Linked DNA regions of Mus musculus: region 2 is linked to region 1. A link is a loop called in an ENCODE intact Hi-C map of the cell type or tissue named here. Cell type or tissue: heart. All regions are shown on one strand.

Evidence for each region. Peaks named below come from ENCODE experiments on the same cell type or tissue, not always from the same donor. Only the 100,000 strongest peaks of a DNase experiment are listed, where the experiment ranks them.
Region 2: it touches region 1 in a loop (2.0-fold over the local background); 4 of 42 quality-filtered maps call a loop at or near these places.

Annotation. Positions count from the first base shown.
Region 1 is chr3:49,501,831-49,509,830 of GRCm38, reverse strand. No RefSeq gene overlaps it. Among named protein-coding and RNA genes, the nearest start is that of Gm22480, 14 kb to the right of the region's middle. In heart, no CTCF peak of the experiment used is centred here; no DNase peak of the experiment used is centred here.
Region 2 is chr3:49,752,858-49,760,857 of GRCm38, reverse strand. Pcdh18 (protocadherin 18) reads left to right here and starts at 3,542. Exons shown (of 4, transcript NM_130448.3): 1 at 3,542-6,480; 2 at 7,233-7,318; 3 at 7,411-7,574. The coding sequence starts at 3,994. In heart, CTCF peaks have their summits at 3,352 and 4,816 (motif pointing right); DNase peaks (open chromatin) are centred at 3,497 and 4,597; H3K4me3 peaks cover 4,693 bases; H3K27ac peaks cover 2,033 bases.

The DNA of each region.
Region 1 (8,000 bases):
AGGCTGGTCTACAAAGTGAGTTCCAAGACAGCCAGAGAAACCCTGTCTTAAAAAACCAACCAACCAAAAAAAAAAAAAAAAAAAAAGCAAAACCAAAAAAAAAAAAAAAAGAAAAAAAGAAAAGTTACTACTTAGTATATGCTGATAGTGTATATTTCTGTTAACTAATTATTTAGTTCTCCTAGCATTCCATGAAGTCTGCAGGTGTTTTATGTACATATCTTTTCACAAGGCCTGGAGTCCAGGGTTGGAAAACTGTATATACTATGTGGAAGCCTGTTCTCATTCTACAGAAAATTAAAAGACAGACTATTGAGGGTTTTAAACATAATGAATTAATTGTGCTTGGAGAAAAACAGAACATAAATGAGTTTAAATAAGGCACTAAGCTTTACTACCAACAACAATTAAGCACAATGAACATACTCATTGGGGAAATGCTGAAATTTTCACTGAATCTGAAGAGCAGTACTTATAATCATTTCTCTATAATTGGAGATTAAAACTGGAGAAATATGCAGGCAAATTGAAGTTGAAACAGCACAATGCGAACAAGTATAAAGGTAAGAAAAGCATAAAATCAGCAGACACAGAGTGAAGTAACTATAGTTATATTGAAAACATGGCATGGGATTGTTAAACATTGCCTGAGCTTTCAGGAACGTTTATTGTTATTCTCTAAGAGGATAAAAAGTCAGATGTCAACAGGCAATAATTAAAAATCAATAACCTGATTCATATTAGTTCAGAATTGATTGGTAGATAAAGGTTAGTTACTAGGAATTAACACTGTGATTAAATTTAATTTGACATATTTATACTATGGTGACTGATGCTACTAGATTGTATAGACAGTATCTTTCAAAGGAAGTTTTAAGTGGCAGTAACAATAACCACAAAAGAATCAACAGTATATTAAGCAAACATGCAAATAAATATAAAACACAATTTAAAATGAGTCTTAAATCATGTACATTTTCAGAATCTAAATCACTTATGTAGATGAAAATGACTAGTGTGTATTTATGCTTTGAATGGGTTGCTTGAGCAATCCCAATTAAAAATAAAATAAAAATATTTTTAAAATAATTCACTCAGTCAGAGATGATACACCTAACCCTCAAGAGACTTGGGGACCCAGAGAGTAAGGAGGTCTGCTGGAGCGAGGGAGTGGAGACATTCTCTTAGAGACAGGGTGGTGAGGAGTTGTAGGATGTGAAACAGTGGGAATGTGGAGCAGGTGGGGGATAAAGTCTGGACTGTAAAAAAAAATAAAGAATAAAAAATATTTTAAAAAAGCTTAATTTTAGTGAAAGAAAGTAGATAGAAAAATATTAACAGTAAATATATGGAATAGTCTTCATTATCCTCTCTCAGCTGGTTGGGTTCATTACTCAGTTTGAGAATATTTTATGAGTGACTGTCTATGCACAAAGAAAGACTCTGGGATAGAAATGTGGGACAGAAAAAGTGAGGAATCCTTTACTTGCAAAGCTGAAGAACCCTAAGCCCTGTGGCACAAGCTGATTCTGATATGTGAAAGTGTGGGTTTCGTGGACACACATCTTCTACTCTCAGACGCAACATAGACAAAATTCTTTAAAACAAAATAAAGGTCACCAGTGAAGAAACTCATCTCCAAAGGACAAGGACAGAAGAAACAACAAAGCAATTTTGGCAACAGGAGAGGATCTTAGAATGGCCAGATAAACCCCTTTCTTGAACCAAAAAGATCTGCTGTAGCAGACCTATTCTTTTATCTTCTACACACTTGTTTGAAAGAATCAACCACTTCAAAAAATATGATCACTATTTTTATATAAGTTATGGAAGGAAAGAAGTTTCAAGTGGCTAAAATCACTTTCCAACCTTGTGTACAGATATTACTTTTGGATTTAATGATTTTTTTAAACTTCATATTTTTTTATCGATTGAGGTTGTATTTTCTCCTTATATATAGTTTTCAAAGCTATGAATCTGTAGTGCAATGTGTGAAAAAAATGAATGGAACAAATAAATTGTCCTTTATTCTTGCTATCTTTGGAAACAGTTGCTATAACAAAATGGATTATATAATGAAGATTATGACCACATTGCCATTATATATGAATTGAATGTTGTAAAAATATTATGCAAAAATGGTCATTATAATAATTTTATTAGGGATATTTAAAGATAACGCTATTTTCTGTTACTTCACATTCTTTAGATTTGTTAGTATTATATTCATTTATGCCAAATGTCATGTAAAATAGAAACATTGCTGAGGAATGAGCATTCTAAAGCAATGTAATGTGCATGTCTTTTTGGTCTCTTTTAACTTTGATATACTAATATTATTATCAAGATTTTTATTGTGCTAACTCTAGAAATTGTTTCTGATATGTATGCATATCTTTTTTTCTCCTGAAAGTACACTACTAATACAAATGGAAATTTTCTAAAAGTTATTAAAAGGTAGTCAGCAGAGGTCGCTCTTAGTTTCATCCAATCAGTGTGTCCTGTTGTCTCAACCTTGAGTGGGAATCAAATCCAATCAATCCAAGAGCAGACAGCCATTTGCCAAAATAACCAGTAGTGCCCTCACTCTCTTTTTTCCTTTTAATTCTTAATCATATGCTCAGGTGCTGGTGGTACACAGAAAAGAAAAAAAATCTAGGGCTGACTATTTAAAGATAGCAATAATAAGATTTATTAGACCTTGGATTTAGTTTTGTTTTTCTTTGGTTTTGTTTTTGTTGTTTGTTTGGTTGGTTGGTTGTTTGGGTTTTTGAGTTTTGCTTTTTGGTTTTCTGAGATTGAGTCTCACTATGTAGTCCTGGATGTCCTGGAACTCATTATATAGACCAGCCTAGCCTAGAACTCAAAAGATCTGCTTGCTTGTGCCTTAAAAGTGCTGGGATTAATGCTGTGTGCCACCACCCAGCTGTGATTTGATTTTTAAAGAAATATGTTATAAAATTATTTACATAGTACACCATCAATACCAATCACATTTATTCCAATATTCATCTGTGTTTGCATAAATACACACACACACACACACACACACACACACACACACACTCAAATTTATAAAACTCTGGTTTAATAAAAATGGCAAATGTAAGGACTGACAGAATTAAACAATCCTTTTATATGTGTATATGACCTGTGCAAGCTAAAATTTAAAGGAAAACATCCAATGTCTTATGATTACAGGTTTCCCTCTATAGATTTCTTTGTTTCTTTGTAAGATGATTTCACCCACATGTACTTCTCCTAAAAGAAACTATTACACCTAATATTTGAAGATCAATGCCTGTCAGTTTCTGAAATGTCATAAATTTTAGCGTTATTATTTTCATTTGAGGTGCTTGATTTTTACTTTTAATCACTCTCTTTCCTTCCAACTAGTTTTTAACACACCTTAAAAATTTACCACTAAATATACATGGACAATTTAGAAGCAAAACTAATTCTTCATACCAAACAACATATTAAAACTTGCTGCTGAGGTTTAGATTTGAATTTGATAGTTGAGTGTTTTGGTTCAGGAAATTCTTTTTAATCATTTTCACATGTGTCCTATAAGCACATCTATTTTCCTATTAAGCTTTATTTTCATTTTGGAAATTAAATCGTTGCACTCAGACATATCAACTCATATTCTAATTGTTGAGGAGCACATGTATACATGTAAAAGGTTTATAGTTTGAGTAGATAATAGGATGAGTTTTAAAAGAAAATCATTGCTTATTGTATACATATTGGATGTTTAATATGCACAATTATGTTCTTACTTGAGGACAGAAGTTCAAGCATTTTCATGCAAGGAGAGACACCAGTGGATATCTTAGTTCAGAAAGAGGGCATCATCTTCTTCTCCATATCTGTCATCTTGTTATACTCAAGACTTGGGTGGATTTGATGGCACCTTTTATATTCATAAAGTAAACATCTTTACAAATTCAATTTTAAAACATTCTCTCCAAGACAGTCAGATCTAATATTTAACAGTGTTACTGGGAATCCACTGGTTAAATAACCAAAAGAAAATTAAATGTCAAGCCATGTAAACTACTTTGAGAATGCCATTTATACACAAGAAGAAAACAAGACCAGGGCCTTTCTAAAGTAATGGCAACATCCCCACCTCACCTCAGGCCATATTGTTTTTTTTTTTTTTTTTTTTACATTGGGTTGTACTTTGCTTTTGTTTACATTCACTTTGTATAATCAAGCATAAGTGGGAACATCCACAATATGTAATTCTCTTGTGTATACAAGAATATAGGGCTGATATAATAGGACCAGATCATTCTAAAGAAAGTTCGCCTATCTCATTCCATCTTTTCTTGTTTGTGTTGTCATAGATGTTCTGCCTCTGATAGTTCTTAATTTTCAGGCTGGTAGTGTTGTTGTTGTTGTTGATCATCGTCTTCCTCTTCTTCTCTTCCTCCTCCTCTTCCTCTTCTACTTCTCCTTTCTACTTCCCCTTTCCCCTTTTCTCCTTCTCTCCTCCTTCTCCTTTTCTCATTTCTTCTCCTCCTCTCCTTCCTTCTCCTTCTCCTTCTCCCTCTCCCCCCTCCCCCTCCTTCTCCTTCTCTCATCTTGTATGCAGCTCTCAAAATCTTGACTCAGCAGTAGAACCCAGCATGGCATAAGAGCCTCTCAGACAAGTCTTGAGGGAGACATATCAAACCTTTTGCCATGCTCTCTGTACTCAGCAGTCACAAATATCAGAAAGCATTACGTGATCCATTGTGGCTCATATTTTTGTTCATAAGAGCTCCATAGAGCTCCACGAAGAAATCTCTCTTCTACAGATCCTTGGGCCAAATGTAGGGAAACTCCAGAAAATACTTACCATGTCTCTTTTCACATTGATTTTTATAGGAAGATCTCATCCACTGAAAGAACAATCAGACTAACACCATTTATTATTCTGGTCATATGATCCTGTGCCTTAGATAGTGAATTATCGTACTGCATCTCATTGGATACAGAGCAGCCACACCCCCTCTTCAGAGACTCAGTTTCCTGCCAAGTGTCTGAATATGGAACGCCTCTCCCAGCACCATGCAGTCAGTCGCTCTTGATTTCTCACAGGAATTCTCTGCCCACGTGTTACTCATATTCACATTACCCTTCCTGAAATATAATTTCTGAAAAAAACGTCTAGAGAAATGCCAATTGGCTATTTTCTCTCTGCAATGTTTTAAGCGACCCTTCTCAATCTTCCTCTTTTAGAGTAGCTAGTAGCTTTGCAGTGTTTATAATAAAATTCATAATTAATTACTTGCCAGGCATTTCCATGCCTGGTTGTCTGGTAGTTACTGTTATATTTTTGAAAGACTTAAAAACTAAATTAAAACTTGAACTGTGCAGTTATGAAGGAGGCACAGTGTAAGGACCACAAATGGACTCTCATTTACCAGGAGCATCTGTTTCTCTTTATAAATACTCTTCATAGGCTCTGTCCAAACCATCAACCAAAATAAAAGCAGGACGTTAGAAGCCTGCAGTATAAACATCTTCTTCTCCTTATTAAGTCCGAATCAGTTCATAATGAACAAGTAAAACAAAGCACTTAATTCTGCTATATGTGAAAGAAATGTGTATAATGATTTCAGAAAAAGAGAGAAAGAGAGAATAAGTAAGTGAGGAGGAGAGAAATGTCAGAGTGGAGCAAGAAAGACAGGCAGGGAGATTCTGAGCCAAGGATGGATAAGAAGTAAAAGGACATGGCTAAAATAGAAGAAAAAAGAATCAAAGACGAGGAAGAAAGTGTAACGAGTATTTAAGAAAATACTCATCTTTAATGTTATTCAAACACAGTATTTACATTATCTGTGTTTTAAAATGGAATACTACTAATAAAGCTATTCTTAAATAGAAGAGAAATCTGTTGGAGGTATTTATAATGAAAATCACTTTTGTTTCAGTGGAGGTAATGTTCTTAGAACATGTGCTATTAATGTTCTTATTTGAATACAGTTCTTGCATCGACAGTGTCTTACTTTTAATTTATTTGTTAGAATTATATAAATGTTACCACTTCTGTGTATATGAAGATTTCTTTATTTTTCTTCTTTTCTAATATTTCTTTTGGCTTTTGTGGACTTTGGAAACTGTTGTGCACTATATTAAATGTAGTATATGAATAGCTGTTCTGAGCCAGAGTTGGCAGCTCTGTAATGCTAAGTTTCATTATCCACAGCATGTGACTTTAACAATTTAACATTCTTCTATTTCCTCCAATAGGTAGACAGCTCCTTTCTTCTGTTGTATAGTATGCTTCCTTCATTAGACTTATTCATGTTTCATTTGTATTCACCTTATGATTATCAATGTCTTTTTGTCTTAACACTTAAGGTTTGCTTTATTCTAGTACATTTCTATTTAAAATAAGTTTATTAAATTAAAGCAAAAGTTGAGTATCTTTAAAATTATACTGAAACAAATTCTAAAGACCAAGCAAATCAACATGGCATTGAAAATACAACAATATGCTGTTTATAGTTATTTGCTGTTCTTATTGTTGTAGGTGGTACAGGTGGGTTTTTTAAATCAGAAATTGATCATAATGAATCTCAGAATAAGGATGCATTTGAAGAGACCACCAAGGGCCCCACAAAAAGCAATTAGTACTGAATAATGTTTTCCATCATCAACAATCAAAACACATACCTTTATCTGTCCAAAAGGCAACAATCCCCTAATGAAAATGATGTGTGTCACTGAGAGAAAAGCTAACACTATAAGGTTGGGAATGACCAGTGACATTGGACAATTTCTTCACAAGTGCTGAATTAATTATATTACAGTCAACTTTGAGTAGAATTCCTCCACAAAGAATTACTATTTCAGAAAATATTGAATACCACATTTATTCTTTTACAAAAAAAGTTTAATCCTTGAGATTAAACCTCATTGCTGAAGTCATAATGAATAGGCACAATGAACAGCTGCACCTGACATAAAATATTGTAAAATGCAGAAAGTGTGAAAATATTTATGAAGCATCTTTTAAAATATGGAGCATGGCATAGGAAAAGAAAATATAAATATCAATTACAACCTTATTCCAAGAAAAACACCCAAATGAGTCCAGACATTCAAATAATTATAAATAAAATACTGTAAACACACATCTGAAAAATTAAAAAAAAAGTGATCCATCAGTTTAATGAATGCAAATCGGGAAACAAAAAGTTTGCAAGAAGGTGAATCACAAGCTAAATTTAGAAGCAGAGACTCGAAGAAAGAAATATGTGCCCGGGCCACTGCAACACATAAATCAAGTCCTTTGTGCTATGGGAAATTGTTATCAGATGTGGTAGTACCTGGGGGTGGGCAGTATAGAGAGGAATAACAAACACTATACGGAAAAGACTTCAGGAAAATCAAAAGATAGGGTGTGTGTGTGTGTGTGTGTGTGTGTGTGTAAAAGAGATGCACAATCTATGCACAATCTAATAAAACCTCTAATGGATGTATTAATAGGAAACAAGTTTATAAACTCACTAGAAATACCCTAACAACACAAAGTAGAGAATGAAAATAGATTCTTTCTCACACCAAAAAACAAGCCAACAAGAATCATGACACTCATTAGGAGGGAAGCAAAGGAAAGCGCATCAAGGAAACCCAGTGCCAGTTTCTGCCTTGATAAAAGGGTTTAGACTTTGGCACAGACTTGGAGAACTCACCAAGTCAAGAAGGCTGAGTAGATGCTCTAGGAAGAACCAAGAGCTGATTTGCAGGCTCTATTCCTAGAGTAGAGAGAATTCTGCATACAAGTCTGACTCCCTATAAATAGCCCCACCGTTTTGTCCAGGAAAGTACTGAGCAGTTGATACTTTTCAAGGAATAACTTGAGAAGAAAGGGAAGAATTGGCAGAAGCAGCTTCAAAGGCTGGAACAGAACTCATTCATTTGGCAGATAAACTATTAAGCAGATCTTGACTCTATAGGATGTGGAATGATTAACACTGTGTAATGTGTTGCACTGAGCC
Region 2 (8,000 bases), 250 kb before region 1:
TTTTTTTTTTCATTTTCTAATTTACCAGAATAGATTGTAGAGCAATTATTGTGGCTTATTTTGCCCATATGGTGTCAAGGAGAGCCATTTCCTATGAATATCAGGGGAGATTGAAATGTTATCTCATTCTAGAAGAGGATGAACTATGTGCTTTATTTTGGTGGTAGAGAAGATGCGATATAGTGAGTTACAAGTGCATACTCTAGACTTCTACCTGGTTTTACATTTTTGTATGTTGTTATGGGATGTAGGTTAATATCTATGATGTTTACCAAATGCATATGTGCATTTTAGAATTGCATTCTTAACTTTACATATTGACCACAAAAGAGACATTTTTCCTTTAATATGAGATGTTTGGGCTGTCTAGCTGAGGCTCTTACCTCACTTGTTAGGAGGGTGGAAAATATTAATGATTCAGACAGAGAAATACCACTTTTTCTTTAAAAAAGGAATCAAAATAAATGGCACATGTACATGTGAAGTCATGTTTACACATGCATGTGAACACACCGACCCACCACATCATTTACCTACAGACATGTCATCATACACGAACCCATTTTCCTATGCCTGTAGATGGATAAATGAGAGAGAGAGAGAGAGAGGGAGAGAGAGAGAGAGAGAAGGGGAGGGGAGGGGAGAGGAGGAGAGGGGAGGGGAGGGGAGGGAGGGGAGGGAGGGGAGGGGAATCATGGAAAAAAGTATGCCCAACAGACTAGACCCAGTCAACTTCAAATCCAGAGGCACAGGACCACTTTGTTCACATATCTGACCTCACTTACATGGGCACAGTAGTCAAGCAATGAAAACACTCCTCTTCCTAATCAAAAAAGCTGCCACATCAAGGTGATGGACTTTTAGGAATATGCTATTTGCTTTCTTCTACTGGCTGCCTAAGAAGTTCTTGGAGAAGGCCATGTACTTGTTCCCACATTTGTGAAAGTCTAAAGAAATAAGTTGTATCAGGCCAAGGTCAAGAGACCAGGTTAAAAAATAATAATAAAAAAAAAAACCCTCATCTCTCTCAGGTGTGGTCTGAGAGATAGGAATTTGTTTGTTTGCTTGTTTGTTTGTGTTTTTGTACTTTCTTTGTAGTTGTAAGAAATAATTGTTAGAATTAATGAAACATATAAAAGAGATATATTATTGTTTCCTTTTATAGCTCTTACTGAATGGTGATTTGCAATGCAGACGAAGCTGGCTTTGAACTCATAGAGTTCCACTTGCCTCCCAAGTGCTTAGATTAAAGGGGTGAGGTATCATGTCCCCATAGATTCTATCCCAGACCAAGTAGCTATGTAAACCACTCAGGAAGACATTAGCCTCTGCTCTAAGTGTAAAGAGATTGCAAGCATCCGCGAGATGATTCCAAGATTGCTAGAGTCATAAGCACAGAAACACATTCTGAATGGCCACATCTCACCTGTCAATTTATGGTGAATACCTTGGAAGATGAAGTCATTTTCATAATATTTATGGGCAAGCACACTGCCTGGAGGAAGAGAAAGATTTGCTAAAGCATGGTGCTCTAAGCAAATGTAAGACGCATCCCATAAATGAAGATGACCAAGCCAAGGCATGCGTTGTGGCAGTATGCTTATCACATTCACAGATGAAAGTCCTCAAACTGATAGACTTAGATGTCTTTGGAATTCTCTCCCTAATTTTGAATAGTCACTAACTCCTTTTTTTGTTCCTTTGGCTTTTACAGAGAGGCTCTCTAAAGCCCGAACTGACATAATTATTGGCTCAGATTGTTAGCGACATAGGCCAGATGGCTGTGAGTTTCTAAAGTCCCAGTTGCTTATGGTAGTTTTCTGAGTTTGTCTATAGGGTTTGGGGATCAGCAATTTGAAAGGGTTGCAAACTTGTAAAATGGTGTTATTGGGGGGGCAGAGTGTTCATCAGAGTGACATAGCACTAAACACATTCATAGCAGACATCCTAGTCTGCACAATTTGACACACAGCACTGGTTTCTGGGGGTGGGAATGGGGGTGAGACAATGGCTCATAAAATGTTTTTGAATGCTTAGAATGAAGGAGAGTTTGTATTGGGGCTCTTCTCTGGTTTCTTCTTGGGGGAGTACCTTCTCTGTGACTATAGCTGAGTTCTGCTGAGAGTAAGCAAAGTGGAAAAATCAGAAAATTACTTTTTAAAAAAATGTGTTTCTGGGGGGCAAAATAGGAGAAAAATAAATGTCAAATAAGTTACATGGAGATTCTGTGAAGCACAGAATTTGCAAGTAGCTGAAGACAGCTGAGGGATAATGCAAAGGGGGGGTGGGGAGGGTGAGCAAGAATGGAGCCAGAGTGATAAACTTAAAAGGAGCCGCAGAGCAGAAGGAGCATCATAAATAATCATATTTCCCAATAAGAATACCATATCAACCCCGTGACCTGGATACAGCACCAACCTCCTGAGATATTTCCAGCACTCTGATGCACACAAAATGCAATTTTCAGCTCAGGCATTTTATTTCTCAGTGTAAACAACCTTTGGGTTTTTAAAATACATATCTGGAAACTGTTTTCATAAATAATGTATGTATTATAAAAATTTGACTTGTAAACTATTGAGTCCATGTCTCCTCAGAACTCATTGTGAAAACTCACTATGGGTAGATAGTACTCTATTGGAAGAATTCGCTAGGCGAAGGCTACCAATTTTACCCAAGCTATCAATTTTGCCCAAAATAAATAGGATTTTTTTAAGTGCAAGGCTATATATATATATATATATATATATATATATATGGAACAATTTTGCTCAAGCTAAAGAAAGGGCTGAAATAAGGTAGAATTTTTTTGCTAATTAGTTCCAAACTCTGAGGTGTTCCTTTAAATCTTGCTAATTAAGAGAAATCGGGAGTGCAAGATAGGCCCCTTTCTTATCTTCAAAGAGTAAAGATGAAAGAAAGCAGAAAATGAAACCTCTCCACTTGGGCTGTTCTTTAAAACAGAGCTCCAAGAAAATCGGCTTGCTGCTCCTTGGAGGAGAAAAGACCCGCCGAGGGGGAGGGGGTGTGTGCATAATTAGAAGCAAGTTTCCCCATTTTATTAAATTCCTCCACCGACAAAATTCACTTGGAGGTATTTTAAGTGAAACCAGCAGTTAAGGAACCCTGAAAAAAGCAAGATGATTACATGTTTGTAGCAGAAGAAAAGATCAATTAAGAAAACAAGAACTATTTAATGTGCCATATATAAATACAGGCGACCAGAAGTTGATTTAAAGTTTTTTTCTTCCTTTCTTTTTCCTTCCCTCCCGGTCTCCCCACCCCCACACCGCTCTCCTGCTGTAATTTGTCTCCCCTTTGTCGCGGCACGCTTGGAGAAAGTGGATGGAGATGGAGGAGGGGCGGGAGGGCTGAACCCCACCCCCGGCCGCGCTCCCGCGCCCCTAGCGGGTCCCCAACCCGCGCCCGCCACCCTCCCGCTCCCACCCTCCACGCGCGCCCTCCCTCGCTCCGGTGACTCCAGCAGCTTCGGATTTGGAAGCTCGCTGATTGGCTGGAAGCGATTCAACACACGCCAGGCAAAGAGCTTTGTCTGAGTTGAAGTGAAGTTGTAGAGATTTTCAGACTGGAGTCAGCAATCACCGGTGTTTAGTCTGCAGCGGAGCAGAGAAAAGGAAAGGGGGGAAAATCAAGAATCGCCCGGGAAACACAGACTGCAGACTCCGCCAGCACCCTGCAATAGATGGGGACGGAGTCCACGCGGGGAGCCAGGCCGAGGTGACACGCTGCTCCCAGCCAGGAGGACCAGCGGCCACCCCTACCAGGAAGGGACTTCACGCTCCTATCTGGAAGTCGCCAAACGGTGTGTATGAAAACTGAAGTTTGCGAGCTGTTTAATTGCTGTGTGATTAAGAGTCGCTTTCAAGACTCTGAGACCCGATGTGGCTTAGAGCTCTGAGTGGCTGGGAGGAAGTTGAAGGGATTGCTGGGCTCTTCTAACTCGCCCTGAGAAGGGAATCTAGCAACTGACCAATGCACCAAATGAATACTAAAATGCACTTTAGATTTGCACTTGCACTTCTGATGGCGTTTTTCAGCCACGATGTCCTGGCTAAGAATCTGAAATACAGGATTTATGAGGAGCAGAGGGTCGGATCGGTAATTGCTAGACTATCAGAAGATGTGGCTGATGTTTTATTGAAGCTACCAAATCCTTCTGCTGTTCGTTTTCGAGCCATGCCACGGGGGAATTCTCCTCTCCTGGTCGTAAATGAGAATACCGGAGAAATCAGCATAGGGGCTAAAATTGACCGCGAGCAACTATGCCAAAAAAACTTGAACTGTTCGATAGAGTTTGATGTGCTCACTCTGCCGACCGAGCATCTGCAGCTGTTCCACATTGAAGTGGACGTGCTGGACATTAATGACAATTCCCCCCAATTCTCGAGACCCGTCATTCCCATTGAGATATCGGAGAGCGCAGCAGTTGGGACTCGTATCCCCCTGGACAGTGCGTTCGACCCAGATGTTGGGGAAAATTCCCTCCACACCTACTCGCTCTCTGCTAATGATTATTTTAATATCGAAGTGCGAACCAGGACAGACGGGGCCAAGTACGCTGAACTCATAGTGGTGAAAGAGTTGGATCGGGAGCTGAAGGCTAGCTACGAGCTTCAGCTCACCGCCTCCGACATGGGAGTGCCTCAGAGGTCTGGCTCCTCCATCCTGAAAATCAGCATTTCGGATTCCAACGACAACAGCCCGGCCTTTGAGCAGCCTTCTTACACAATACAACTCTTAGAAAACTCCCCAGTTGGAACCTTGCTCCTTGATCTAAATGCCACCGATCCAGATGAGGGCGCTAATGGGAGAATTGTGTATTCTTTCAGCAGTCATGTGTCTCCCAAAATTATAGAGACTTTTAAGATCGACTCAGAAAAAGGCCACTTGACTCTTTTCAAGCCAGTGGATTATGAAATCACCAAGTCCTATGAGATAGACGTTCAAGCCCAAGATTTGGGTCCCAATTCCATTCCTGCTCATTGCAAAATTATAATTAAGGTTGTGGATGTCAATGACAATAAACCTGAAATTAGCATAAATCTCATGTCCCCTGGAAAAGAAGAAGTATCTTATGTCTTTGAAGGGGATCCCATTGATACATTCGTTGCTATCGTCAGGGTTCAAGACAAGGATTCTGGGCTGAATGGGGAAATAATCTGTAAGCTTCATGGGCATGGACATTTTAAACTTCAGAAGACATATGAAAATAACTACTTGATCTTGACCAATGCCACTCTGGATAGAGAAAAGAGATCTGAGTATAGTTTGACTGTGATTGCTGAGGACAAGGGAACACCAAGCCTCTCCTCAGTGAGACATTTTACTGTTCAAATCAATGACATAAATGACAATCCACCTCGCTTCCAGAGGAGCCGATATGAATTTGTCATCTCAGAGAATAATTCACCAGGGGCGTATATCACCACAGTTACAGCCACTGATCCAGATCTTGGTGAAAACGGACATGTGACATACACCATTTTGGAGAGTTTTGTCTTGGGAAGTTCCATCACCACGTATGTAACCATTGACCCCTCTAATGGCGCCATCTATGCCCTCAGGATCTTTGATCATGAAGAAGTGAGTCAGATCACTTTTGTGGTGGAAGCCAGGGATGGAGGGAGTCAGAAGCAACTCTCCAGCAACACCACCGTTGTGCTGACCATCATTGATGAGAATGACAATGTCCCTGTGGTTATAGGGCCTGCAATGCACAATAATACTGCAGAAATATCCATCCCCAAAGGAGCTGAAAGTGGTTTTCATGTCACAAGAATAAGGGTGGTCGACAGGGACTCTGGTGCCAATGCTGAATTCAGCTGCTCCATAGTATCTGGTAATGAGGAAAACATCTTTATCATGGACCCTAGGTCATGTGACATTCATACCAACGTCAGCATGGAATCCATTCCCTCTGCGGAATGGGCACTCTCAGTTATCATCCAGGACAAGGGCAGTCCTCCTCTGCACACCAAAGTCCTTCTGAGGTGCATGGTCTTTGACTATGCAGAATCTGTGACAAGCACAGCCATGACCTCTGTCAGCCGCGCATCCTTGGATGTGTCCATGATCATAATTATTTCCTTGGGAGCAATTTGTGCTGTGTTGCTGGTTATTATGGTCCTGTTTGCAACGAGGTGTAATAGAGAAAAGAAAGACACCAGATCCTACAACTGCAGGGTGGCAGAATCCACGTACCAGCATCATCCTAAAAGGCCATCCAGGCAGATTCACAAAGGAGACATCACACTGGTACCCACCATCAATGGCACTCTGCCCATCAGATCTCACCACAGATCCTCCCCATCTTCATCCCCAACCTTGGAGAGGGGACAAATGGGCAGCCGCCAGAGTCACAACAGTCACCAGTCACTCAACAGTTTGGTGACCATCTCATCAAACCACGTGCCAGAGAATTTTTCATTAGAACTCACCCACGCCACTCCTGCTGTTGAGGTAAGATCAGACACTACAGGGCCTGGTCAAGCCAGATGCTGATGCTCAGAGGCTGCACAGTCATCACACCTTTAAGGTTGTCGTTGATAGATGACAGTAGGCAGTTCCACTAGAACTCAAGCCACAGGGTGGACCTATCTCAAGTACACCGTCTGGCTTATTTCTATTTTTATAAATAATTCACTTGCGGGTGTTAGGTGTGATGTCTCACACGGGGCTGTTAATCAGAGTCCCTGCACTTCTCAGAGTAAGATGCTGAGACAGGAAAAAATAAAACCTAAAGGGACCCAGCTATTCTCATTGTTAAAATTTCTCCTGAGAAATCAACACCCTGGCTCTTGAGAATCTCACTCCAATTGCATGCTGTCTTTGGAAAACTTTGTGCAGTTTTCTGGCTTTCTGGCATTGTCTCATTATCTGAACTAACAGTGTATTTTACTGAGTTTTTATTTTATTTTATTTATTTATTTTTACAGTTTTATCTAAACTGTAAAGGAAGGCAGTTATTTAAAAGTCTTTCAAGCAGGAACAACTCACTTGTGTTTTGAGAGCAGCCAGATCTCTCTGTAATGGATCTTAACTGGGTTTGGTGTCTGGCTGTGCCCTCTTCATGGTCTAGCATAAGTAAACCCCTGACAGATAGAAAGTGTGAGCTTAGCATTCCCTTTTCTTCCTTAATGCACGTGAATGCGTGAGGAGTGTTTTTTTCTGTTTCCCCCAGAAGTCAGTTCTGTCTCTTTGGTTTCCAGCAGGTCTCGCAGCTTCTCTCCATGCTTCACCAGGGGCAATATCAGCCACGGCCAAGTTTTCGAGGAAACAAATATTCCAGGAGCTATAGGTATGAATTACCCTGGTGTCAGCTGCTAAGTCTCGGGGAACTTAAATGCCGAAGAGTAAAAAACTGTGTGTTTCTTTCACTGATCTTTCTAGATATGCCCTTCAAGACATGGATAAATTTAGCCTGAAAGACAGTGGCCGTGGAGATAGCGAAGCAGGAGATAGCGATTATGATTTGGGGCGCGATTCTCCGATAGACAGGCTCCTGGGAGAAGGATTCAGTGACCTCTTCCTCACGGACGGGAGAATTCCAGCAGGTAAGAGGGCCGTGATAGCTAAATCTTTATTTTCACAGCTACCACAGAGCCAGGATGACGAACAGCTTCTCCCATGCTTCTGTTTCTGCTGTCCTTTTCCTTTACACTGGAAATAGGTGGGATCTCTGCACTATTAGCAGTGGACAAGCGTGAGACATTTAATTTTTTTTTTTCTTCTCAAAATCCACAATAAGCAGTTGGTAGAGAAGGAATGAATGTGAAGGCTTAATAGGAGAAGGAAGGGGAGAGAGCACTGAAAGAAGACCAAGCCCCGCCCCCCTCCCTCTTTCTTATCCAGCCAGTGCCATTGGGCGCTCCTAAGCAACTCCAGAAAATTGCTAGGTGCCTGTTTGTATTCAGACAGCCTGTTCGGTGGATAGTGGTGAACTGGACTATAATTTGGAGGATGCATTTCCTGTGATGGGA